5 separate regions of the Mus musculus genome follow, and regions 1, 2, 4 and 5 are each linked to region 3. A link is a loop called in an ENCODE intact Hi-C map of the cell type or tissue named here. Cell type or tissue: left cerebral cortex. All regions are shown on one strand.

Evidence for each region. Peaks named below come from ENCODE experiments on the same cell type or tissue, not always from the same donor. Only the 100,000 strongest peaks of a DNase experiment are listed, where the experiment ranks them.
Region 1: it touches region 3 in a loop (4-fold over the local background); 3 of 42 quality-filtered maps call a loop at or near these places.
Region 2: it touches region 3 in a loop (7-fold over the local background); 3 of 42 quality-filtered maps call a loop at or near these places.
Region 4: a loop joins it to region 3, with 2.1 times the contacts of the local background. A loop is called at or near these places in 3 of 42 quality-filtered maps.
Region 5: it touches region 3 in a loop (5-fold over the local background); 3 of 42 quality-filtered maps call a loop at or near these places.

The regions. Positions count from the first base shown.
Region 1 is chr8:79,136,411-79,141,410 of GRCm38, forward strand. It overlaps Zfp827 (zinc finger protein 827), which reads left to right. Exons shown (of 15, transcript NM_178267.3): 8 at 150-253. Among named protein-coding and RNA genes, the nearest start is that of Gm30271, 63 kb to the right of the region's middle. In left cerebral cortex, no CTCF peak of the experiment used is centred here; DNase peaks (open chromatin) are centred at 2,647, 3,383 and 4,749; H3K27ac peaks cover 795 bases.
Region 2 is chr8:78,938,242-78,943,241 of GRCm38, forward strand. No RefSeq gene overlaps it. Among named protein-coding and RNA genes, the nearest start is that of Gm39204, 66 kb to the right of the region's middle. In left cerebral cortex, no CTCF peak of the experiment used is centred here; DNase peaks (open chromatin) are centred at 2,825, 3,512 and 3,912; H3K27ac peaks cover 1,770 bases.
Region 3 is chr8:79,028,264-79,033,263 of GRCm38, forward strand. It overlaps Zfp827 (zinc finger protein 827), which reads left to right and starts at 174. Exons shown (of 15, transcript NM_178267.3): 1 at 174-466. The coding sequence starts at 424. In left cerebral cortex, CTCF peaks have their summits at 2,281 and 2,931; DNase peaks (open chromatin) are centred at 586, 900, 1,477, 1,975 and 2 more places; H3K4me3 peaks cover 3,036 bases; H3K27ac peaks cover 2,993 bases.
Region 4 is chr8:79,125,513-79,130,512 of GRCm38, forward strand. All of the region lies in intron 7 of Zfp827 (zinc finger protein 827), which reads left to right. Among named protein-coding and RNA genes, the nearest start is that of Gm30271, 74 kb to the right of the region's middle. In left cerebral cortex, a CTCF peak has its summit at 2,081; a DNase peak (open chromatin) is centred at 3,234.
Region 5 is chr8:78,506,483-78,511,482 of GRCm38, forward strand. Rbmxl1 (RNA binding motif protein, X-linked like-1) reads right to left here and starts at 2,446. Exons shown (of 2, transcript NM_001252089.1): 1 at 2,317-2,446; 2 at 1-335. The coding sequence starts at 230. Slc10a7 (solute carrier family 10 (sodium/bile acid cotransporter family), member 7) reads left to right here and starts at 2,846. Exons shown (of 12, transcript NM_029736.2): 1 at 2,846-3,192. The coding sequence starts at 3,093. In left cerebral cortex, a CTCF peak has its summit at 2,724; DNase peaks (open chromatin) are centred at 1,712, 2,016, 2,472, 2,843 and 1 more place; H3K4me3 peaks cover 2,830 bases; H3K27ac peaks cover 1,624 bases.

The sequences.
Region 1 (5,000 bases), 110 kb after region 3:
AACTTGAAAAAAAAAACACAACTAAATGCAGTAGAGAGTGTGTATTTGTGCGCGTGTGTGCGTGCGTGTCCATGTGTTTGGAGCCAGGTGCTCTGGGTGTCTTAAGTAACTTTAATTTACTAACCATCACCTCTCTTCCCCTACCCCAGCCCTTTCTTTTCAGAAGACACATTTAGACAATCACCATTCACCTCCAATTCAAAAGATCTGCTGCCTGGTGAATCTGTGCTGCACGGAAGAGTGTCTGCTCCAGGTAAGGACACACTGCTGCCTTTGCTTCCACCACTGGGTGCTTGAGAACAGCTTTTCTGAAATGTGTGTCTTCAGATGCTCGTGGCTTAGACACTGCAGCCATTCCTACCAGGGTGGGTTTCAGAGCCAAGGGAGAGATGCCGTTGAAACCGCCACAAAAGTGCATTACAATAAAATGCAGACTATGGTAACCCCTTTGTCTTTGTTTTAAGATCTGTTTATCCCTTCCTTGCTGACATTTTGTCCATGTAGTGAATTTCTTTTTCTTTAACACAGAGAATAAGGGCAGGGAGATGGCTCAGTCAGTAAAATTCTTGATGCACGGTCACGAGGACCTGAGTCGGATGCCAGCTCTCACATATTCTGAGCCACAGTGCTCACCTGTAGTCCCAGGACTGCAAGAAAAGACAGAGGACCCCTGGGGCTTGCTGAGCAGCCAACCTACCCAAGTGCAGCTTCAGGTCCATGAAAGACCCTGTGTCAAAAACTAAGGTGGAGAACAGCTGGAGACGACACTCAGTGTTGAGTTCTGGCCTACACATACATGCATGTACACACACACACACACACACACACACACACACACACACACACACACATTCACGCAGAAGGTATAACCTGAAAAGAATGTGTCTTATGTTTTGTCAGTATTTTAGGAAGGCACACCTGTCCCTGAGGGTGTGTGTGTGTGTGTGTGTGTGTGTGTGTGTGTGTGTGTGTGTGTGTGATATGTGTGTGTTCACAATTATTATGGGGCATTTGAGAACCGATTACCTGCTCTGCCGTCGCACCTTCTCTCCTGGATGTTGACGGACATTCAAAAGCACTTGATGGAACCCATTCTCATGCGTTTGAGCCTGAGAGCAGAATGGGGGCTGAGGCTCTGTGTGCATGTGCGCGTGTGCATGTGTGTATGTAGGAAGGGTTTCAATCAGGGTTCCTGGCCCTGGAACTCTTTCTGGAATCTAGTCTAAGGACAGCCCACAACCCCCAGGAGCTCTGTTTCACAGAATATTGAGAGCGGAGTAACTTGCCGTGTTGAAAAGTTCAGTGGCTTCTTCTGAAGCCGCTGTGGGCATCACAGTGTGTGCCCTGCAGAGCGGAAGTCTGTCTTTCTCAACCTAGAAGTGTTAGGCAGAGCCATCTCTTGTCTCCACACAGCCAACCAGAGTCTAGCCATTTTCTTTGGCTCTGTGGGAGGGCATTTCTGTTCAGCCCCGGGAGGAAATATGGTCAGCAAGAAGACATGATGTCATGATCGGTTCTAGGGGCTGAGGAGATTCTGCCTAGTTTTCTATCTCTCTTCTCAGGCAGGGCCTCTTGGAGCCGCTGCTTGCTCCCTACTGTGTCATTTGAAGAGCTGTTATCCCGGTCCCCCAAATTATTGCCCCGCTGTTAAGTTGATGGATTGTGACTTTCTAATGTCAAAATAACTGCCTAGGAATTGCCTGCCAGAGTGCTGTGACCCGTACCGCCAGTGTCCCATGATGTATATATAAACCCTGTGTTGCAGGCGTCACATCTGACTTAGCTGTGTTTAAGTCTGCTTGGAGGGGTTTGGAGGAGCCAAACCTGTGGATGTTTAAATGTGCACTGTGCGTGGAAGCTTTCCGTGGTGATAGCTTTGCGTTACATGTCATATAAACTCACACTTTAAAGCTAGATCTTATTTGGAGGGAGATGGAGTGAACATCACTGGGATTTTAAACCTGCAAATCGACCCTCGTAAAGAGCAATCAACCTGTTGTTGAACAGAGAGCCCTCTCTAGGCAGTTAGAAACCAAAGGATCCTGATGTGTTCACAGTTACCTAAGTAAATGAAGAAAGGTAGACTTGGGTTTTTGGTGTGGAAGTTCTCTGGAAACGGAAGTGAAATGAGAAGATTTAAAACACCACTGTGGACATGTGATCCTCAACCAAAGACAGCACTGTCAGGAGAGCCCCAGCGACCCCCTCACTAGAGAAGACCAAAGTTTGCAGTGTAGAGACTCTGAGGGCAAACACTCTTGCTTCACGTCTACACTGTGCAAATGGGCACTATATCCCTGTACCTGCTCCCTGGTCCCTTCATATGGCTCCAAGACACAGAAGCCTCAAGGATCTCTTTGCTTCTACCAAATACCTGACAAGAAGCAGTTTACAGGAGGGTTTGGCTCATGGTTCAGATGGGACAGCCATTGTGGAGCAGAAGGCGGGAGCTAGGAGGCGCTTGGTCTGAAGCATCAGCTTTCCTCCTTTTCTCAGTTCAACCTTGAGAGGCTGCGCCTACATTGAAGGTGGGCATCGCCTCCTCAGCCAACGCTCCGTAGAAAAGCCTGGTAGACACACCCAGAGGCTACCTTACTAATGCCCACGTGTTCCCAAGTGTCCCAGCACATATGGAAGTCAGAAGGCGGCCCACAAGAGTCAGTTCTGTTTTTCAGCATTCAGGTCGCAGGGGTCAAACCAGGTCAGCAAGCTTGGCAGCAGAGCCCTTTCCCACGGGCTCATCTCATTGCCTCTGAAGAGGGTTCGTAGTCCAGTCAAGTTGAAAATAGGAGATAGCAATCATAATGACCAACCAGTGTCTTTGAATGAACTATTTTAATCATCGCATTTTATTCTATGCACATTGGTCTTTGACCTGCATGTATATCTGTATGAGGGTATTGGATCCCTTGGAGCTAGAGTTATAGACCGTTGGGAAGTGCCATGTGGGTGCTGAGAATTGAGCCAGGGTCCTCTGGAAGAGCAGCCAATGCTCTTAACTACTGAGCCATCTCTCCAGCCCCTCGAATGAACTATTTTTAAGTTGTCTCCCATTAAGTTAAGTGAGAATCTAATGGTGTATGACAAGGAGGAGGTTTGTGTGTTTGTTACTGGAATATTAGGTAATCAAGCCCTGCCCCCATGCTGCTGTCGGACCCTGCTTTACACGGTGACGTGCACCACCTCACCAGCTGGAAAGCAGAAAAGGTGCGAGTCTCAGAATGCATCTGGACCCAAGGGTATCACACAGATCTTTCAGTCCATACCTGGGCCCAGTAAATCCAGTGCTGGGAACACAGAGACTGATACTTCACTTGAGAATCTTAACAGGTCTAGAGTGAGTTGTGGGTGCTGCCTCTAGAAAACCGTGGGCGGCATTTGAGCAGCAAAATGCTGAATCACCGGAGAAGATGGGATTTCCCAAAGTTGCTTCACAGGGAGAGCTTTTGCAGTCCCAGGATGGCATCACTTAGTGAGAGCTTGGATAGAGGCAAGGGAGGCAGGGCCAGAAAGTTGACTGATCTGGGAAAGTGGTCAGTTTTGCAATCAAAAGGGTGGCAAAGAGATTGCAGGTAGCTGTGCAGAAATGGGGAGGCCAGGAAAGAGATATCTGATGGGGAGGCAGGGGTGAGGATGTCTGATGGGGAGGCAGGGGTGAGGATGGCTGAGGAGAAGGAGGGATGAGGGTGGCTGAGGGGAGGCAGGGGTGAGAATGACTGATGGGGAGGCAGGGGTGAGGATGTCTGATGGGGAGGCAGGGGTGAGGATGGCTGATGGGGAAGCAGAGGTGAGGATGTCTGATGGGGAGGCAGAGGTGAGGATGTCTGATGGGGAGGCAGGGGTGAGGATGTCTGATGGGGAGGCAGGGGTGAGGATGGCTGATGGGGAGGCAGGGGTGAGGATGGCTGATGGGGAGGCAGAGGTGAGGATGGCTGATGGGGAGGCAGGGGTGAGGATGTCTGATGGGGAGGCAGAGGTGAGGATGTCTGATGGGGAGGCAGGGGTGAGGATGTCTGATGGGGAAGCAGAGGTGAGGATGTCTGATGGGGAAGCAGGGGTGAGGATGTCTGATGGGGAGGCAGGGGTGAGGATGTCTGATGGGGAAGCAGAGGTGAGGATGACTGATGGGGAGGCAGAGGTGAGGATGTCTGATGGGGAGGCAGGGGTGAGGATGTCTGATGGGGAGGCAGGGGTGGGGATGGCTTTCCTTTTCATCTTTGTTTTGTAGATAGGTACAAAGTAACTTCTCAGAGTATCATTTAAAACTTTGGTGTTCTTAGAAACCTCCTTCTAGGTCATTTGAATGCCACACTTGAAATATTTCAACTTTTTATTTCCTTAGCAAACTTATTTCCATAGCAAATGCAAGATTATGCCAGCCCTTTGGATTTTCTTAGAGTCCCAGTTGGCGAATGAGGCTCACTATGGCCAGTGGCAATCTACCATATCCTTAGTACCTGCAGCAAACACAGCGATATTTCAACAGGCGACTGTGGTATATCAGTATAAACTGCTGAGGTTGGATCTGAAACTCCCTCAACGACCTGTGTGTGCAGAAGGCTTGGTTTTCAGCTTCATGGTATTGGGAGGAGGTAGAACTTAGCAGCTAGGGCCCAGTGTTAGTGGAGAGCTGTGCCAAGGGGACCCGTGGCCAATTCCACGTGTGTGACTGCATTTGGGGCCGTGAGTGGGGCAAAGTAGGTAAGGCTAGTGGGAACTGTGTGGACTGTGAAGCAGTCGAGAATAGCACAGTTAACTAGGCATCAGCAGATGGTATCTGCAGCTCACAGCTGCCGCTGTCTCAGACACAGAAGAAGCACAGAGCCTCCCAATGCCTTGGCCGTGGTTGTTGCCAGTATTTCTAAAGCGACTTCCCTGAGAACCAGACCTGACATTCTCACTTGCTGTGAGCATCTTCGACTGAGGTAACATCAGGGATCCTTAATGATCATGAGATAAAGGTCATTGTCACTTTCTGTCAGAGTGGCATGGGAACATGG
Region 2 (5,000 bases), 90 kb before region 3:
TTCTCTGAGTTGTCCTTAGAACGCATGTCCATCTTGTGCCATATATACACATCCGCCAATGTGGCCTTTTCTATTTTAGAAATTGGCAAAGCCGCTAGCTGTAATGCAAACACTGGAAGCTTAGGGGACGATCCCAAGTCTGAGACCAGTGTGGGCTGTGTAGTGAGACCCTGTCCCAACAACAACTACAAAGTCTGAGAGCAGTGTGGGCTGTGTAGTGAGACCCTGTCCCAACAACTACAAAGCAAACTGATTAACAAAGAAGCTACGTTTGCACCTCACTGTCAACCCATGGGAGTTACCATAGTTACATATCTTTGTCAGGATTTAGTGACATTTCTATTGTTCATCTTAACCATCAAATTAGAGTTTCTATATGTTCTTGATGCTCTTGCCATAAATACTTCTTTGAGGAATTTATTCAAGTCTCTTCCCTGTTTTTTAAAAAAAGTGTGTGTGTGTGTGTGTGTGTGTGTGTGTGTGTGTGTGTGTGTGTGTGTGTGTTGCTATGTAACAAATGTGCATGGATGCCCACAGAAGCCAGAAGAGGGCATTTTATCCCCTAGAGCTGAGTCACGGGTGGTTGTGAGCCAATATGTGTGTACAGGGAGCTGAACCCAGGTCCTCTGTAAGAGCAGCCAATGCTCTTAACTGCTAAACCACCTCTTTAGTCCCACCTGCCTAATTTCAAAACGGCATCACATGCAGTGTGGTGGTTAATGTTCACATCTGATGATGTCTAGAATCACCTGGGAGACAGACCATTAGACGTACCAGTGGCAGTTATCTTGATTAGGTTAATTGAGATGGGAAGACATGCCCATTGTGGGTGTCACTATTCCCTGGGATCCTGGACTGTATAAAAAGAAGAATGTGAGCAGAGTGTCAGGATTCATTACTCTCCTCTTGACTACTGATGCAATGTGACCAGCTGCTTCACTTTCCTTCTGTCTTGGCTTCACATTATGATGGACTGTACTTCAACTGGGAACCAACACAAACTCACCCTTCCTTCTATCCTTCCTTCCTTCTTTTCTTCCTTCCTTTGTTCTTTCCTTTCTTCCATCCATTCATCATTCCTTCCTTCCTGCCCTTCTTTTCTCCATTAGTCCATCCTCCCTCCCTTCCTCCCTCTCTCCCTCCCTCCCTCCCAACCTCTCTCCCTCCCTCCCTCTCTCCCTCTCTTCCTTCCTTTGTTCCTTTCTTTTTTCTTCCTTCCCTCCCTCCCTTCCTCCCTTGCTCCCTTCTATCAACCCTCCCTTCCTTCCCTTCCTTCCCTTCCTTCCCTTCCTTCCCTTTCTTCCCTTCCTTCCCTTCCTTCCCTTCCTTCCTTCCTTCCCTCCCTCCCTCCCTCTCTCCCTTCCTTCCTTCCTTCCTTCCTTCCTTCCTTCCCTTCCTCCCTTCCTCCCTCCTTCCTTCTTTCCTTCTGTGTGCTGCCTTTGTCAGGATACTTAATGATAGCAACAACAACCAAAAAAAAAAAAACAACAACAACAACAACAACAAAAACTATGACATAGTATCTAGTGGCCCTTTTTCATAATACCTCTGCAAGTCATAGAAATCCTTCAAGACTGTTGTCCTAGTGGTTGTCATTCCCCTCCTAGGGTCTGAGTTCCCAGATCACCACTGATGAGAGCTCTAGCAAATGGACCACCAGCTTCCTCTATGCCCCACATCCTGTTCCAGGTGGGATCCTTTTGTTACCTAGTGAATCGTTCCCCAGACCTTGCTTCATATCTGTTTTCTTGGATAGATCCTGGTTCTAACTGTGACGGCTCAGTATTCTGAGGAGTGGGTATCAGAGGGAACTAAAAATGTAAAATAATTATTGGACCAAAGACCTGGGGAAGACAAAGGGGTCAAACCCTCAGGTCACAATGGAGGTCTGACAGCTGTGAAAGGGAAAGGCTCAAAGGGAAGTATACCTCAGAAAAAAACTCTTATCTCTGAAGTGGGGAACTCCAGAGCTCCTTCGGGCCATTAGAAGAGTCCAGTGACCAGTTAGGCTGTATTGCATCATTGCCTGAGAACAGTCCCTGGAGGGATGACCTCATTGTACACTCCCCCGAGGACATCCTGCACACTGCACTGAGGCCTGTCACTATCTCTATCTGTAGCTTCTTTGAAGAGGAAATAAAATGTCCAGCTATGGAGCTGGCTTTCCTTGGTATTATGCAGACAGTGATGGAGGGGACATGGGAAAGACAGAAGGAAAGTCAGTGGATGCATATCAGAAGATGGACTTTGGGAAGAGTGTGAAATTATCCAGGAAGAACTTCATTAGACTACTTCCAGGGCTGTATACAATCGCCCACCCTACTGTGCTTTGTCTGTTCAGTCTCAGTCAGTCACCAGATAGTCCACCTTTAGTGGGAAAGTGACAAAATCAAGAGGTGAAACATTCCTAACATTTAAATAAGTTATCACAGCATATGCTTGTAATTATTCTTTGTTATTGTTATTCTTAATTGATGCTGCAAAGCCCTTATTGTATCTAACTTACAAAATAAATTTTGCTGCAAGTACAGGAAGATGAAAATTTGTGGAGTGTGGTATTACCCGTGGCTGGTTGTCTCCCAAGGGTCTTGGCTAAGAAGAAGCTGCTGCCCAGTGGAAACCCTGTGTCTGCCTCTTCTTCCTTCATTTGTCAGCTCAGCATCTCCCAGTTAGAAGGTGACAGGGAGAGCATCCAGCTTCACAGGAGGACCACCTTCCAGGCTGACATGAAACTAACTTTGACCCCATTTTATAGTTAAAAAAAAAAACCACACACACAAAAGCACGGATCCTTTAAAATCATATCTTTAAATAAAACAGTATTCTAGTCTTTTCCATGACTCACTCATCCTTCACCCAGCTACCAAATATATCTTCCTGAAATATTTCTCTGCACAATTTTTTCTTGAATGACCTGTTAACAGGACTCGGGCCTCACTCATTCTCCAGGCTCTTCTGCTATTGTTCAATACAAACCATCTACTGCCAGTATCCCTGTGTTATGTGAATATGGCATGGTTCTTCGCTGCTATATCTTCTTAAATCCCCCTACTATGGCTATAATACGATTTTGGATTAAGCTATTCTTATAACTGGGAAAGTACTGCAGAGAGGAGACAATTAAGACATTATGATTGTGTTTACCATATCTTTTATGGCTGCTCTGTTCCCTACACAGAAAGCAAACTACTGGTTTTGTACATGATGCTCATATGTTATCCCCAGCCTACAAAACCAGATCTGTGTCCTTAGTATTAGCAGATGCATTCGGCGACTTCTATGCCACTGTCTTCCTCTGCAGTGTTCTCTTCCTGGACTTACTGACATTTCCCAGGACTTCCCAGCAAGATCACCCTGGAATTTCCCGCTGCCTCTCTTTGGTGTCAGAGGCGCAGTTTCCTTTCTTGGGTTATTGGGTCATGTAGGTGGAACACACCATCCATGAGCGTCCTGAAAGAAATGGAAGGGAACTTTGTTGAGATTTCGCACATTTTCATGTATCACTTCTACCCACAGCTTTGACTAACAGTCTAGACATCTGGTGAATTGCAGCTTGGACATATTCTCTGGCACAATCTCTATAGGCATTGCTATTTTGTCTCTTACCATGGTGTCTATGAAAAAGACTTCAAGAAGTAAAGGGGTTGTTCACTGAGAGAACACTCTGGAGCATGATGATTTAATGCAAAGAACCTATAGGAGTGGGCTCATCCTGGTAGAGTAACAAGACCCAATAAAGCTGTGGAGAGAAGGGGAGGAAGGTGTTGGACGTCAAGAGGTGATTGGTGACCAGATCCTATTAGCATCGAGTGAGGGTCTTTATAAGCTCTGGCTTTTACCCTCAATAAGCTAAGACAATAATGAACCATGAGCAGAAAAATGTCAATTCACAGTGAACAGACACACATCCTGTACCGAGGACAGACTGACTTGTTTAAAGGCAAGCATGAAGGCCAGGTGGTATGTGACTACCGTAAGCCAGGCAAGCCATAACACACTTGTTCCCAGCTAGTGAGATTCCAGTTAGGAGTGGGAAAAGTGTCCACAAGCATTCAACTTCTGGTTGTGCTTTGAAGTTGGAGCCAACAGGATGCGCTGATGATCACAGGCATGAGATGGTGATACAGGCCACAGGAAGAGCAGCGCCCAACATGACGCAGTGTTTTTACCCTGAGTAAATGGAAAGGAGAGCACATGAGATGGAGATGCCCGTAGGGAGGGCATGGGCTTCATTCTGGGCATCTTCTTTTGAGATAGCTCATTAGACATCTACAGAGAGAACTCAAGTGGGTAGCTGGATAACTGAGTTAAGAAAATCAAGCCATCTCAGCTGGGCATACAGGCTTTGAAGTCATCAGATACAAGTGATGACACACTGATGTGATGAAGGAGTTTGTAGATATATAGAAAGAAGAGTCTGGGCATTGAGACATGAGATACACAGATGTGTTACAATCAGGGATTCTGGAAGACTACATAGGAGATGGAGAAGGAATGGCTGCAGAGGTGGAGAGGAAATCAGGAGACAATTACATGAAGAAGAATATCATTAGCTGCTGACTGAGACGTTAGACAGGGGGCTGAGACACAGGAGCATAGAGGTCCTTGGTGACTGACCAGCTCTGATAAGACAGAAAACACATGAGTGGGAATAAAAGTTTTCTTTTATTCCTGTGTGTGTGTGTGTGTGTATGTGTGTGTGTGTATGTGTGTATGTGTGTATGTATGTATGTATGTATGTATGTATGTATGTATGTATGTGTGTATACATGCACTCATGCAAAAATTTGGGTGCACATTCCTGGTATGTGTGTGTAGAGACTGAGATTGGCAAATGACTATGGTTGATTTCTTCCTCTTTTACAATTTGCCTTAGTCACCGGAGGCAGGGTCTCTCACTGAACTCATAGCAAAGCTGGTGTGCAACATGCCCCAGCCACCCGTCCTCACAGCTCTGGGGCAACAGCCGCACACAACCATACCCGGCTTTCCTCACAGGT
Region 3 (5,000 bases):
ACATTAGTGTTAGGGGCTCGGAGACACAGCGCGCGGCCATAGACACCGCCGCACCGGCGCTCATTTATTTATACCTCCCATCACACGCGAGCACAGGACACACACACACTCACACCTATTAGATCCGTTTCCATTGAAGAATATTACGCTCGGGGACAAGCCAGGTGCACGACCAAAAAATTAAAAAAAAAAAAAAAAAAGGAAAAAAAAAGAAAGAAAGAAAGAAAGAAAGGAAAGAAGAAAACCCCTCTTCTGGCTCCAGGAAACAAGCTTCAACCCATTGCACACACCGGAGAGAAGGGGTTTCCCCCTGCCCGCCCCCCAACTACCTCCCCGCTCCTGCCAGTGTCTGCCTGTCTGCCCCCACGGGGGTTTATTTGATCTCACATTAACCAAGGAGGAGAATGTGAGAAAAGGGGGAAAATGCCCAGGAGGAAGCAGGAGCAGCCCAAGCGCCTTCCCTCACGTAAGTCATCCCTTCTCCACCTCCTCTCGTGCCATTTTCTCGCCCTCCCTCTCCTCTTTCCCCTCCGCAGCCTCCGCCGTTGTTTTCTGCATTAGTTTAGGGTTACAGAGGTGAAACTGACAAAGACACAGCCCGGGTTACTCCTCGTTTAGGTCTATGCCGAGGCAGCCATGTTGGTGATGATCAGCCCCGTGCCCTTTCTATTCTCTCTCTCTTTTTCTTTCTTTCTCTCGACCCCCTCTTTTTTTTCCTTGGGATCGGGCTTTTCCCCCCTTTCCCTCCCCCTCCTCACTCCGGTTTGCGGGGGAGGGGGCGAGAGGAGGGAGGAGGGGAGTAGTGTGGATGCCGGGTTTTTGTCGCGGGTGGGGGGAGGTGGGAGAGGTTGCAATCTTGGAAAAAAAAAAGAAATTCCGTGTGGATCCCGGTGCACAAGGGTGCGGGGTTGGGGCGCGCGCAGGGCCGAGGCCGTGACATGGCGATTGGGGGTGTCGGGGCGAGGGCGCGCGGCCGCCCGCCGGGCTGGGGACCGGAGAGGTCGGTCTCCGGCTAAAGGTTGCGCCGGGGTGGGTCGGCCCCGGAGCCGCGGGCAGCTGGAGCTGGAGGCGGAGGTGGAGGCGGTGGCGGAGGGGAAGGCAGGGGCGGTCGAGGAGGGTGTGGGGGCGCCGGGGGGCGCGGGTGGCCGATCGGGGGGCGAGGCCGGGCAGCCGAGCGGATGTGGGGTGCGGGAGCCGCGCCGAGGCTGAGGCGAGGCAGCCAGGGCGGCGCGCGGCGCGCGAGGTCCCTGCAGAGCCGAGGGGAGGGCGGAGCAGGGCTCCCGGCCGCAATAAAATGCGGGGTCAGGCGGAGCAGACAGAGCCGGGGCGACGCGGGCTCGCAGACCCCCCTGCCCCGCCAGCCCGAGCAGAGTCCGTGACTAAAGTGCATCCCAGCCCTCCTGGCCCTAGCCACACACGCCAACTGGAGACTCGCGCCGGGCTGCGCGGCCGGGTCCCCGTCCCCTCCTCCACCCGCGCCTCGGGTCCCTCCGCGCCGCCCTCCCGCTTTTCTTTGCGAGACTCTTAACTTTTCCCCCACTCCCTCTCGGGCTCCCCCCTCGTCCCCCCACAAGCTCTCCGCTCGGAGTGTTCCGAGATGCTGCTGAAGCTAAAAGTGAAGGAGAAAGAAGCAACTAAAAATATCCCCCCCGGGGCCGCCGGGCTCCTTGAATGCAGGGGAGAGGGGGCAGGGGAGAAGGCGTGGGGCGGGGTGGCGGGAGGAGGGGACGCGGGAGGCGCCGGAGGGAGGGGTCGGGGGAGACGGAGGGTCAGTTTCTCCTCTTCCCCCCTCCCGCCCCCCCCCTGCTCAGCTCCCCTCTCCGGGGCGGCTTGGCGCTGCTCGGAGCCCGATCCTGCAAAACCCGGGCTGGGGGCGGGAGCGGAGCCGGAGCGCCTGCCCGCGCGGGTGTCAGGCCGACGTGGTCGGTCACCTGAAGTTCACGGAGGGTGGGGGAAGGGTTAAGGTTATGGTGTCTCGGGTTATGTGTGAGCGTGTGTGTTTCCGCCGCAGACGGGCGAGCGCGATCGATCTCTCCTTCGCGAAATCTCCGCGGCGGTGCCCACGCGAGGGGTCCGCAGGGCTGCTGTGGCCCGGGCGGGCGCGGTGGCACCCGGAGTGGCGAGCAAGGGCACGCGCGGGCAGTCTGCTCCGCAAACATTCCTCTTTTCTTCCCCCTTCCCGGTATGCAAGGAGTCGACGCACAGGGCTAGGGTTATGCTTTTTTTCCCCTTCCTTTAGGGAGGAAAAAAAAAAATGCCCCCGTGCAGTCCTTTCTTCGCCTGCCCGCTAGAGGTTCTGAGGATAATATCACATATGTAATATATATGCACATAAAATCACTCGCAGGCGGCTGCGAGTGTAGGAAAATTTTGTGCGAGGAGGAGAAGGAGGCGCAGTCGGGGCGGGCGAGGCGGGAGGCTCCGCGCTGCGATTCACAGAAAACTCGCAGCAGTTGGTGGAAGTGTGCGTGCACATGGCCGGGCCGGGCTTCCCTCTTGCTCGGACGCGCGTGGGCAGCGAGGCGGGGGGGGGGGGGGGGGCTGCTGTCCCGGGCGGGCGCCACCGCGGGAGGCTTGCCCTGCTCGCACAAAATGGGCTTCAGTGTTCTCTGCGAACTTGCCCTTAGATGGCAACTTTGGGAGCTGATGAGCTTGTATGCGAAAACCAGGGCGGTGAGGTTACTTGGTCATTTCCCTTTCTTCTCTTCTCCCCCTGCTTAAAAAAAAATGTTGGCGGGGTTAGAGGGAGGGTGGGAGAAGAGAAGGGATTTATCAGTTTCGGCTGAGACGGCTGGAACGCCGCCCCTCCCGTGGTGTGCAGTGCAGTCGGGCAGCTGCAGCCTGCCCTGCCGGTGACCTTGACCCTGACCTCCTGCGACTACCCTCTGTCTGAGAGGAAATTCAGGCTCCATTTTAGCTCCGGTGTCTGGTGGGCCTCTCCCGCGGATTGCTGCCTGTTGATGAAGTTTTTCTTTTCTTTTTTTTTCTTTTTCTTTTTGAGAGTGAGCTCTCTCCTGGTTCTCAGATTGAATACTGCTATCTACTCCAAAAAAAAAAAAAAAAATCACCTCCCCTTGCAGTCATATTAAGCCACTTTACCCTAAGTAAGAAGCAATTTACTTTTGGAAGCACAGTAAACGGTCCAGCCTCCCCCCCCCTTCTTTTTAAGGGAAGCCTTAATTTGTAAAGCGTTTCCACCTCTTTTTGTATTGAATGAATTTTTATGTGTGCATGTGTGCTGCCTTTTCTAAGCGGGGTTTACACATGTTTTATAAGCAATTTACATTTTGACTAAGAGCAATTTCTGGGCAAATAGTGTATTTTCCAAGTCAGTCATAGTAACCCAGGGCCAGCTAAGAGCCCAGTGATGATCCTAGAAACTTGAGAATGATATACAGACATGAGGCATATCGATTTGGGTAAAAATGAATGTTCATTTCCATTTAATACAGAGTATAGTTGTAGACCTACGGCCTAGTTTTCAATACTGAACTATTTTGTGTTTGGGAAAAGGGCTCCCTCCCTGGGAGAACTATGCTGTATCAAGGTTAAAACACAGTTGAGGCTTGGGATTAAAGGTGCCTGTTAGAAGCCATCTTGGAGTTTAAAGAAGTTATACAGAGACAAACCTAAAAATTGCCCCCCAACCCTCGGTCTGTTTTGTAGGTGAGGCAAAGAGGTGGTTTAGTGAATAAACTGGGGAAATTTAAATTGCTTTTAAGGCAAAAGGACCTTTCTGAGTAAATGAAAAAGTTATTAAAGCCACTATTGATGTGTTGATTTAAGAGTTGATAGAACCTGTAAATATTAGGAAGTGCAGTGTGCATGCACGCACACACACACACACACACACACACACACACACAAACTTACTGTTTGAATTTGTAGAACAGTTGAAATCCTTTCCATTTCTGCCAGCAATCTTGGCCCTTGCACTCCCAGCAATGGGGCTAAAGAATTTCAGAGCACACACTGTTACCACATACAGATGTTTTCTGTGAGTGGAGTCTACTTCTCACATTAAACAATACTATCTAGGAACATTCTGGGCCTGCAAAGCCCACTGTCTTCCTACAGTACAGACACCAGGGAACCTGGATAGTCCACCCTAGAGTGGATTAGTCCTGGAAATCCAGGCGAGCACTTGGTATTATCTGATACCAAGTCTGGGGTGAGCCTTGGCTCCTGGCACAGAGTACTAGCAATTCCCCAGGCTGGGCTCCTGCCTGCTAGGGTTTCCTAGCTCCTTCTGTTCTGCTAGACACCCCTGGGACTGTTCAGAACCGAATTAGCTTTGGAGATGGGCGAGCCTTTAACCTGACACTACTAACCTTAGCTTTGGGTTTCTGATTTAAAATTCTACAGTCATTTTCTTCTGGGCCTCAAAAGTAAGTGGGGGAGGGAGTATGTGTGTGTGCTCACACATGTGTGTCATGTTTATGTTACATGGGACGTCTCAGATGTACTAGAAAAAGTGGTATGTCCTGGGAAGATGAAGTGGTCCTTCTATTTACATATCAAAGAGAAGGTCTGTAGTAACTTTTGGAAGTCCCACTCAGCCAAGGATGTTAAGCCGATATATTTGGGGGGTAGGCTTAAAAATTATTATTCAAAATAAAGGCTTCTGTTTCTTGGCTTAATGAAGTTATTTTCATTTTGGGACTTAAAATGTGACTCAACTGCTGTTGATGGCTCTTTCACAAAAGTTCTTTGATTAATAAAGTCCAGTGCCATGTTTGAAAGAATGGCCTCAAGGTCCTTTGAGCTGACCCAGGCCCTTGTCTTCACCAGAATTTCAAAGAGTGTAACTTAAGAAGGTCTACCAGCCTCAGAAGAGGAAGCAGATTCCAGGACTGTGTGGCAGATGTGGGACCTTTCAAGCATTGTTATGTTTGCGATTGTTATGAGGCTAAGAGGGACGGGTTCAGGAAGGTCGTTTTAATGCACTTACTGCGTCTGTATGTCCATAAACCCATGCTAATCAGCACTTTCAAATTTCA
Region 4 (5,000 bases), 97 kb after region 3:
GCAAGATTAGATCATGCGGTTCTGCCTTGCCCTTGCCCCTCTGCCCTTGTCTGGGTCCTTAGAAGGGCATGTGCACTGAATGCAGCCTGCAAATTCTAAAACCACCATCCTTTCACACGGTTAACCTTAAGAGTCTGGAAAGCTCATGTGTAAAGAAGCCTGTGGTGTCCTTTGAGAGCGTGTCCTGGGTGTGCCTAATGGTGTCTTCCTGACAGGCACCGAGGAGAGAGTCCTTGCCAGACTCAGGAGAGCGGAAGGACAGACTATGGATGAGTTGAATAAATCCTTTTTATTTTTTTATATTTCCTTTACCAGCACAGGCCTGCTTTCCACAGGGAGCAGATAACCAGCCATTATGGTCATTTGCTAGATGAAAACACACTAGATTTCAAGGTTTAGTAATAAAAAGAAGAACTGAATCTTCCTCCATGCCCCCAGCTGGCCAGGTGCTGTGTAAGCTGGAAGTAGGCAAATGGAACCCTAGAGTAAGCAGCCGTAGCTCCCAGCAGGTGAGCTGGACAAGTCCAGCTTTGTGTAACACCACGAACTTTGAACAATGGCTTCCAAGAACCTGTCTTATCCTGTATTCCCTCTTCTCCCATTAATAATCCAGTGTCTGTAGAGGCAAGGTCAGGTTGCAGGCCTAGACGTCAGGACTGCACACACATGCCTCACTTCATTCCAAAAAGAGCTCCATGTTTGCCCGGATCAGCCTCTTATCCATTCCTGGACAGAAAGTAGAAACCAGGGAGAGACAGACTCGTATCGTGCCATGCAGACCAACATTTAATTTGCCCAATTTTCCAAATCTGAAATGTAGGCTATTTTTCTATGATTTAGATAATGGCAGAAAATGTTGTTTACTAAAAAGGCACATTCACTTGATAGTGTCCAATATAGAATTTTCCTGCGTGGCAGCTTAGATGCATGCCCTTAAATATTTATGACTTAGTAATAGAAATTTCGCAGATTGCTAAACAGCATCATGTGCTGCCCCCGCTCGTGCTATTTCCCCTCTCACTTCTTTGGAGAATCTAAGAGAATGATGGTGTTATTACTTTAGGAGTGAAAAATTACACGGGGACACTGAGTGAGACAGAAGCAATTAGAGAAACAGGAAACAGCAAATGAAATTGCTGATTTTTGAATCTCTCTCTTTATATCCTATTTACTGTTCATATTTTGTGACATTCAAATTAAATACACAGAGAACAGCGGAACATTTAATATTGCATCGGTATTAATTTTATGGATTCCTAATTAATTAAGACACTCTAATTCATTTTTATTTCTTAGTGATACCAAGCTTGTTGAGGGGGTCACATGGTTATTTCCACGAATTTTGAAGCTATTCTTCCTGTATACTCTGTCACCTTTCAGCATACTGTCCTAAGAAATATTTAGATTTTCTGTCATCCCCCAGCCTCTAACATGATGCTTCTGAGCTGTGCACAGCCTACGAGGATACCTGCTGCAGCCTTGGACACACACTGACTTGAGAGTCTTTCCAATGCAATACTTCATCAAGTTATCTTTAAACCTTCATCTGTCAAAAGAAATTGAAATTGATTCTTGAAAATAGTTTTATTATGGATACCTGAACCTCTTGAAATTCTTTGTGCAGTAATCAGGGTGTGTGTGTGTGTGTGTGTGTGTGTGTGTGTGTGTGTGTGTGTGTGTATGTGGGGGGGCTCATTGTGTGTCTCTGAAGGGGCAGCTTTAGAGTTCCTTTCAGGGTCTGAAGAGGCCCCTGGTCTCTTTTCTTCATTTCCCATGCACCAGTGTGTTCTTCCTCCTGGCTGGCTGAAGACTCTTTGAGGGGTTGGTTAGCCAGAGTCTGTGACAAGCGCTGTAACCAGTGGTGGAACCAAAAGGCAGTGCAGTTTGGGTGCTGGCCACAGCCCTGCTCTTGTCTGGGGTTTTCTCTGGATCTTCCCCAGACTACACATTCAACAAATAGGCAGAAGGTGACCTTTCACAGTGGGACAGCTCTCGAATGACAGCAGACCACAGGGGCATTCGTGCTGCATGGATATGCTTGCACCATTGCAGAGAGGACAGCGCCCCCCTGGGTGGCCTTCCACAGAAAGCCCCTTGTCCTAGTTTGTGTGTGAAGTCACATTCTCCCTGGAGACCTGGTCGTCTAGGAGCTGACATTTCATGCATCCGGGTGTGCTAGGTTCCCTTCCTTGGTCTGTGGTGGCTTGGGTTGCCCTGATCTGGCCTCTTCACTTCAGCGGCCCTGACAAGGCCTGCATTGTGCTTCCTGCCCTGGGAAGTTTCTTGGCTTTTTGTGGCTGAATGTTGAAGCTCAGCCCGGAACCTGGACCCTAAACCTTGGGATTAGGTTCTGTGTATCGGCCTGCCTTTAAGAAGACCAGAAATAGATGCCACTGTACAATTCAAAGTGGAAACCACTGTGTGTGTGTGTGTGTGTGTGTGTGTGTGTGTGTGTGTGTGTGTGAGAGAGAGAGAGAGAGAGAGAGAGAGAGAGAGAGAGAGAGAGAGAGAGAGAGAGCTGTTTTTCTCCCTGAAATGTCCGGCTTTTCTATCCTCCATTTTTTTTTCTGCAGCCTCCCTTCCTTGCATAGTGTGTAGACTTAGGAAACCTGTGCTGAAGGTTACAGTGTTGCCAGGTTGTTTCTGTTTCTGACTGCTTGGGTTGGTTGGTTTGTTTGTTACAACTGTTCCTCCATATTCATGTTTTGAAAGGCCAAGTCTTTTTAAAAGTAAATGATCTAAACAGTCAAACCACAGAGTTTTAGTGAGAAGTTTTGAAGATAACCAACTTTTGAAGTATATAGAATATACACTTAAATAATCCCCATCACTGATAAGCCTTCTACCCAGAGAGCCCACTTCTAAGTTGGTAACGGGTATATTTGCAGAATTTATTTTTATGTATGCATATTTTCTTATAAAAACAAGATCCTACCATACATACAGCTTTACACCCTCAATTAACCTAGACCATGTTCTACAGCAGGTTTGAGTTCCTTGGTGTAACTCAGCCTGTTTCTTTTAAGACTTGTCTAGCATCATTCAGCATTTCCGTATGTCATAACTTACGTAACTACCATGATTGACTACCCAGAAGCCCGCCTCTTTCACATTGTTACCAATGTAACTAATGTTACAAATGGTGTGGAGATGAAGTGACTAAGGCACTGAGCTAAAGGAGGAGAGCTGTAAGCCCGCCTCTTCCACATTGTTACCAATGTAACTAATGTTACAAATGGTGTGGAGATGAAGTGACTAAGGCACTGAGCTAAAGGAGGAGAGCTGTGGGAGACTTGCCTGTCACACCTCCTTGATGACTTAAGCTTGGAGCACCCTAAAAGCAATGCCCATCTGCAACTCTAGTGTTGGGGAGACAAGTGGACTCCTGGCACTTGCTGCAACTCCAAGTGTAGATTCAGAGGGCTAGCTGCCTCATATATATATATATATATATATATATATATATATGAGAACAATGGAGGAAGACACCGAAAGTCACCTCCTGGCTTTCACATGCCTATATGTGTGCACAGACAGGAAAAGAAAGCATTAACATTTTTCAGGCCTTTGCTATAAATTGCCAAACTGACTTGCTAAGATTAAGGCTCCTGTACAACCAGGAACTGAAGAACAAGACAGAGAGACAGAGGCAGGCCAAGATTATGTGAAACTCGGAAAGGCCTGCATTCGCCATTTTAATTAATTAATTAATTCATTCATTCATTAATTCATTAATTTGTGAGTGAGTAACGTGTGTGTGTGTGTGTGTGTGTGTGTGTGTGTGTGTGTGCAGTTGTGTCATGTGGAGGTCAAAGGACAACTTTCAGGCAGCAGTTCTCACTTTATGCCATGTGGACTCCAAGCATTGAACTCCAACTGTCTCTCCCCGCTGAGCTATCTCACTTGCTCCACTCCCTGGTTTTCAGAACTATGTCTCTTTAAAAAAAAATAAGGATACTGCCACCATGCCATTTCACATCTTATAAAATGAGCAACGCCATTAGTTCTTCATTGTTTCCAAGGTTCTGTTGTTAGATGACCCGCCCCTGCCAGAAGCCACCATGTTTATGAAACAGGAGAATGGGGTACTCATAGCTCCTTCCTCACCTCCAAAAGCAGAAGCAGACCATGCCCAGGTGCCTGTGCCGGGAATGAGATGACAGTGTGCCGTGGCTCCTGTCACCCACGGGACTGGAGCCCCCACCATGCAGCGCCAGCCTCAGGCTTTAGGCAAATGCCCAGCTGACCTTTGCCAATGTAGAGATTAGCTCACGTTTTGCTTTCTTCAGTCTCTGTTTTTGAAAGTGTATCCAGCATGATAGGTGACAGGTCCCAGACCCTGTTCTGAGCTCACAAGACATCTCTGTTTATTACGTACATTTTAGGTTTGAATAAAAAATATTCTCAGTCTCATAATGTCAGGGTGGAAACTCAGCACTAAATCTTGGATGTTTTTCTCCCTAATTTCTCTTGGCTGCCACCCAGGGTTCTTTTATTAGTGACTACATAGGTGAGCTCTCTCAAGAGGAGGGGTCCTCCTGTCTGAGGTCCTAAGAAGACAACGGGTTCCTCAGTTCCACTAAACCCATGTTGTCTTTCATTTAAGGTTATTTTTTCATGTTCCATCACTCATAAATATGTTAGAAAACAAACATACACAACATATGTTTATGTGTATGCATATATTTATTTATACTAATCATCTCTTATTCTAAACTGTTAACAAATAAATTAAAGAATGTGATAGTTAAGGATAACAAAATATGCACTCCCTAAGGAGAAGATTGCAGTAACCATGAAATGCAGTTGAGAACTCAATGTGTACGGTTCCGCCAGTGGACTACTTGCCGAGCATGAGTGATGTGCACGGTTCCGCCGGTGGATGACTTGCGGAGCATGCCTGATTTACCTGGCTCCGCCGGTGAATGACTTGCTGAGTACGCGTGATGTCCCGGGTTCCAGCCTGAACATCGAAGCTGGGTGTGATCCTACTTGCCTGC
Region 5 (5,000 bases), 520 kb before region 3:
TTTCCATCCAAGGACTTTCCATTCATATCTCTAGCTGCATCTTTAGCATCTGCTGGGCTTTCGAAGGTAACAAAAGCAAATCCTCTTGATTTGTTGGTTTCCCGGTCTTTCATCAAAAGTATTTCCACTATTCGTCCATACTTGCCAAATACTGCTTCAAGGGCTTTCTCATTTGTTTCTGTATTAAGCCCACCAATGAAGAGCTTTCCTGGGCGATCTGCTTCAACCATCTTGCCTTCCAGCTGAGAGTCGGAGGGGACGTGAAGGTCTCAAGCTCCTCCTACAAGCTCGCCAAATCGGCCTTCCAAGTAGCTCACCGGTGACAGCTGCTGGGTCTCAGAACAGAACAGAAAAGCCACTAGGACTACTGCACACGAGCACCTGTGAATATTATTGTATTAGTTTCCTCAGGCTGCTGTAACAATGCATTGCGAAAGGGCTGGGGGTGGGAGGTGTGTTATAAAACATTGATTTTCTTACAGTTCAGGAAGTCACGAAGTATGAAGGTAAGTTTCTATCAGAAGCCTTAACAAAAATCTGTACCATGACTCCCTCCTAGCTTCCAGTGGTTGTCAGTAATTCTTAGACTACTTTGGCTTATAGATATCTCAATCTAGTTCCTCTCTCCACCCTACGTGGTGCTTACACTCCACCTGCACACCTTTGTATGACATTCAGAAGAACTGCAGCTTTTCATACCTATCAACATCTGATTTCTACAAGTCACCTTCTGAGGTCATGGGAAAACGTGTCTTTTACAGGGGATGGTACTCCAGTTAAGTTGGAGAAAGGATATAGGCTCATAAACTTAATCTAAATGAATATGACCCATTATTCTGGACTATCTGGTTAGGCTTTAAATCCAAGGACAAGTATCTTTTAAAGATACACACAGAAAAAAGGTAATGAATGCTCAAGGATGCAGAGAGCAGCCACTTGAAACATATGGAGGGAGATGTGATGCCTAACCAGGTCGAGACTGGAGCATCAGAACCTAAATCAAGGAAGCCAGGGAATATTAACAGCCACAAGAAGCTGGAAAGAGCCTTTAGAACACATGGCCCTCCAATATCTCCATTTTGGATTTCCTTATTCTGCAACAGTAAAACAACATGTCTATTGTCTGAGTATAGCTAACTCGGGGAGGGGACTATTTGTTATAGCAGCCCTAGCAAACTAATACAGTCCTTGACAATACAATTCACAAAACTACGGTTAAAATATTCTATGAATTAAGATTTTGTTCTAAACAGGTCAAAATCTCTAGAAAGACTCTGTGAGCAGCCTTACTTAAGCAGCACTATCTGTGATGACCTTTTGAGTATTCGATGACTGAGGCAGATTTTTTTTTCCTTTTGAACCAAGCAAAATTACTGAAGAAAATTATGTTATAAATTTTACTTCCTAGAACTCCACTTACCTTGTGACTGTCTTATAATAAGCCTTTATCACATTTCATGTACTTCTTTTGCCTGGTAAATTGTTTAATGTCTCCCTATTAAGTTCTTTTTATCTTGAGATTAGCTTTTCTTCATGCTGCCTGATGCGTAATTACCGAGCAGTGGGGGCTGTGCAACTGAGAACTGATAGCACAACTGCTTAAAGCAGCTTAGTTTTTGGATAGCGAGTCATGTCAGCAAGATAAAGTTAAATAGAGCAAATTGCACGCCGAGTCTCTTTCAAGCTTTGAATGCATTCAGAATGAAAGTCTGGTACAATCCCTTTCGAACGTTACGTTCCATAGTAAACTATTCAAGTAGCTGATACCAGGCTGCTTCAAAATGTCCCACAATACTTTGTTCCTTTCTTTCTTTGGGTGCATAAAGAGGAAGGGTTGATGCTCGGAAGACCATTCGTGAAACTATGTCATAGATTCGCCAAAATGCAATGCAAGAAACCGAGGGTTGGGGGAGGGGGCGGACATCAGACCCTCCACCCTGGATCTGGCCCTCACTGCTTTTGTTCTGAGTTCCTGGCCCCCTCTCAGTTGTCCTGTTGCTTTAGTGGTTCGGGGTCAGGCAAAGGCCCGCACCACGCGGCCTCCGGAATCGCCCGCCCACGCGCGGCACACGGGTGGGGAGGAGCCTGGGTCGCTCTCTCACCGCCCCCCAGGGAAGATTTGCCCCATCCCGGCCGTCCTCCCCACTCCCGAGGCGGGTTTTGGCCGCGGAGGCGGTCGGGCAGAAAGGCCCGGGCAGGCCACCGACCTGGCGGGAAGGCCCAGCCCGCCTTCCCCGCCTTCCCGCCGCCGCCGCTGCGGGAAGGCGGGGGGCCTGCCGTCCCGGACGTCTGCTCGGCCACCGATTTTCAACCTACCCACGGGGCTAACGCTTCCCTAACTAGGAAGCCGCTTTCCCGCGCCGGTCGCCACACGCGTCTGCCGCCGCCGCTCCCGCCGAGAACCAGAGGCCGCGAATGGCTTCCCCTCCCCCCGCGCAACGTCAACGCGACGTCGGTCGTCGCCGTAATGTCTCGAGTATACGCGCATAGACATAGCAGGCATTGGCGCGCGCAGCCGCCGCCACGGCGCAGCCCGGTACCGGCCCAGCGCACGCCGCGGGTCTCTCGGGCTCAGGGCAGAGTGAGAGACGCTCTCTGCAAGGCATGTCTCGGGGCTCGGGCCGCCGTCAATATAGCTTTACTGCAGCGACACCCATGATGAGGCTGGGCGTCTGGGGCGCCTCATCCCTCTCTCCCACTGCGGGCCTCCCCAAGCTTGGCCGTGTATGCACGGCGGCGGGTCCTGTTAGTGCAGCCCGTGACTCGTCTCACTTGCGTGCTCCTGGTGTGCCTCCGTTTTACGTCCCCTGCGCCCTGGTCCTCGGCGGGTGGGCGCGTCTATTCTGAGGTGCGTGGTAGTGATGGCGGCGCTCAGCGAGGCTTTCCTGTCACTGGGTACTACTACTCCCAGCCCGCCTCGGAGCCGCCCGAGCCACCCCTCGGTCTTTAGTTTACGAGTGGCAATTTGACTTGCTCTGCTGCATGTCTGGAGGGATCGAGGAAAGTGTGGAGACGCCCCGGGGATTTAGGGATCGCAGTTTGGAAAGCAAGCCAGCCAAACAAATAAACAAAACCCACCCGCCCTAACAAATATGAGGCTGCTGGAGAGGGCGAGGAAAGAATGGTTCATGGTCGGGATAGTGGTGGCGATCGGCGCCGCTAAGCTCGAGCCGTCGGTCGGAGTGAACGGGGGTAAGTGCCGCACCTCCGCCGGCTGCAGCGCGCCGGCTCCCACTTCTGAACTCGTCGGCGAGTCCCCGGGAGGAGCGGCCGCCCTGGCTGCGGCACAGCCCTCTGTCTCGCAGCGGGAGAGAGGGGGGCTTTTAGCAGGTTCTTCTCACTTGCTAGCCCAGGAGGGAATTAGGAATGGGGCAGGGGAGTGGGAGTGCAGGTTGCCTTTTCTGCGGGCAATCAATGACTTCTGCTCAGTGCCGGAGTGAGGGTACAGAAACTGAAAGTTACTCCTCTCGTTCTTAGTAGCATCCCATCCCAAGGGACTATAGGTTGCCAGGAGTTCTTTATCTATCCTGGAATAGACCTCATTATCCAGTCTATTTCCGACTCCTCCCTTTTGCCGCCCCCCCCCCCCAAAAAAAAGTCTGTTGGAGAGAAAGGGGTTTGGGGGAGATTATTGGCGGGAGCGGCGGATAGGAGAAAAAGGAAAAAAGGATACCCTTGCTCCAAACTTCAATTTTTAGTGTGCCTTAGTTGCTGACTAAAACTCCCAATTGTACTGACACGTTGCACTCTTTCCTTACGGGACACTACTTCCGTGTGCTGCTGGGCTGCCGTTACTACAGCAGCCGTCCAACAGTTGCAGACTGTGTTAGACTATGCACACTGTATGTTTTGGCAGGGAAGTGTGGATGGGTTAAAACCTCCGCTCCAATCTCTGAATAGTAGGAGCTTTGTAATGTGACCTGTGGACACTGGTGGGAACATGGGACGTGTCACTGGCGTTTTATACCCTCTCCCCCACCTTCAGACAACCTTGTTCTGCTTTTCATAGATATTAATTGAGTTTCTTCAGTTCATATGTTTTTGACCTCATGAGTTAGGTTCCAGGTTTATTGGCAGATCGAATATATCAACCATGCAATGGACCCAAATAAGGACAGAAGAACACACAGTCTTTCCCAAGTAGGAGGTGCCCATGTAGATATTTGAAATTTTACCTTGTTATTAAAACCTTACAGAAGTGAATGGATGATCTCTCTGAATAGTGTTTTTTCTTTCCCCAGCCCTAATTTCTCCATTTAGAGTAACTTCTGGAATCGTTTGGATTGAATTATTTAAACAGTGATTTCGATAGGAAAGCTTTCTATATTTAATTTTTTCCCCTTTAAATTTAACATATTTTAAAATTTAAATGCAACATAGAGTATGTATAGTTACCAGTTAGTTTTAGAAACAACCTTTCTGTGAGCCTTTGGGAAACTGTTAAGTTGGGATTTTGAGTTCAGTCAAATGAAGGGGGAATCTCTTGTTCCTGGAGCTGGGAGAAGTGACATGCTCCTGTCTTTGAGGCTACTTACGATGCTCCACTGTACTGGTTACAGTGAGGCTAGATCTCTGCTCAGCATTGAGATGGAGTTCCTGCTGACGTGTGTGGCCTATAGCCCCGCATGTCTGGGTTTGCCAAATGCCTTTTCCCTTGCCTTCCCCAGTGCTGAGTGGACAGGAAGGTTGCTGATGGTGAATCAGTTCCCTAGAGTTTCTTGTTCTGGCAGATACAAGATGGACTCTGTGAGCTCAGTTGTTCCCTTGGATTCTGCTTATTGAACTTTTTTACACTATTGTGTCTTAGAAATACTGTTTCATTTTCCAACAATCCTTATGGTAGTATTATAGGCTTTTTTTTTCTTCGTGGGGGTGGTGCACAGCTTTAATCTCAGCACCAGGAGGCAGATCTCTGAGTTCAAGGCCAGCCTGGTCTACAGAGGACAGCCAGGGCTACACAGAGAAACTCTGTCTGGAAACCCCCAAACAAATAAATCAAT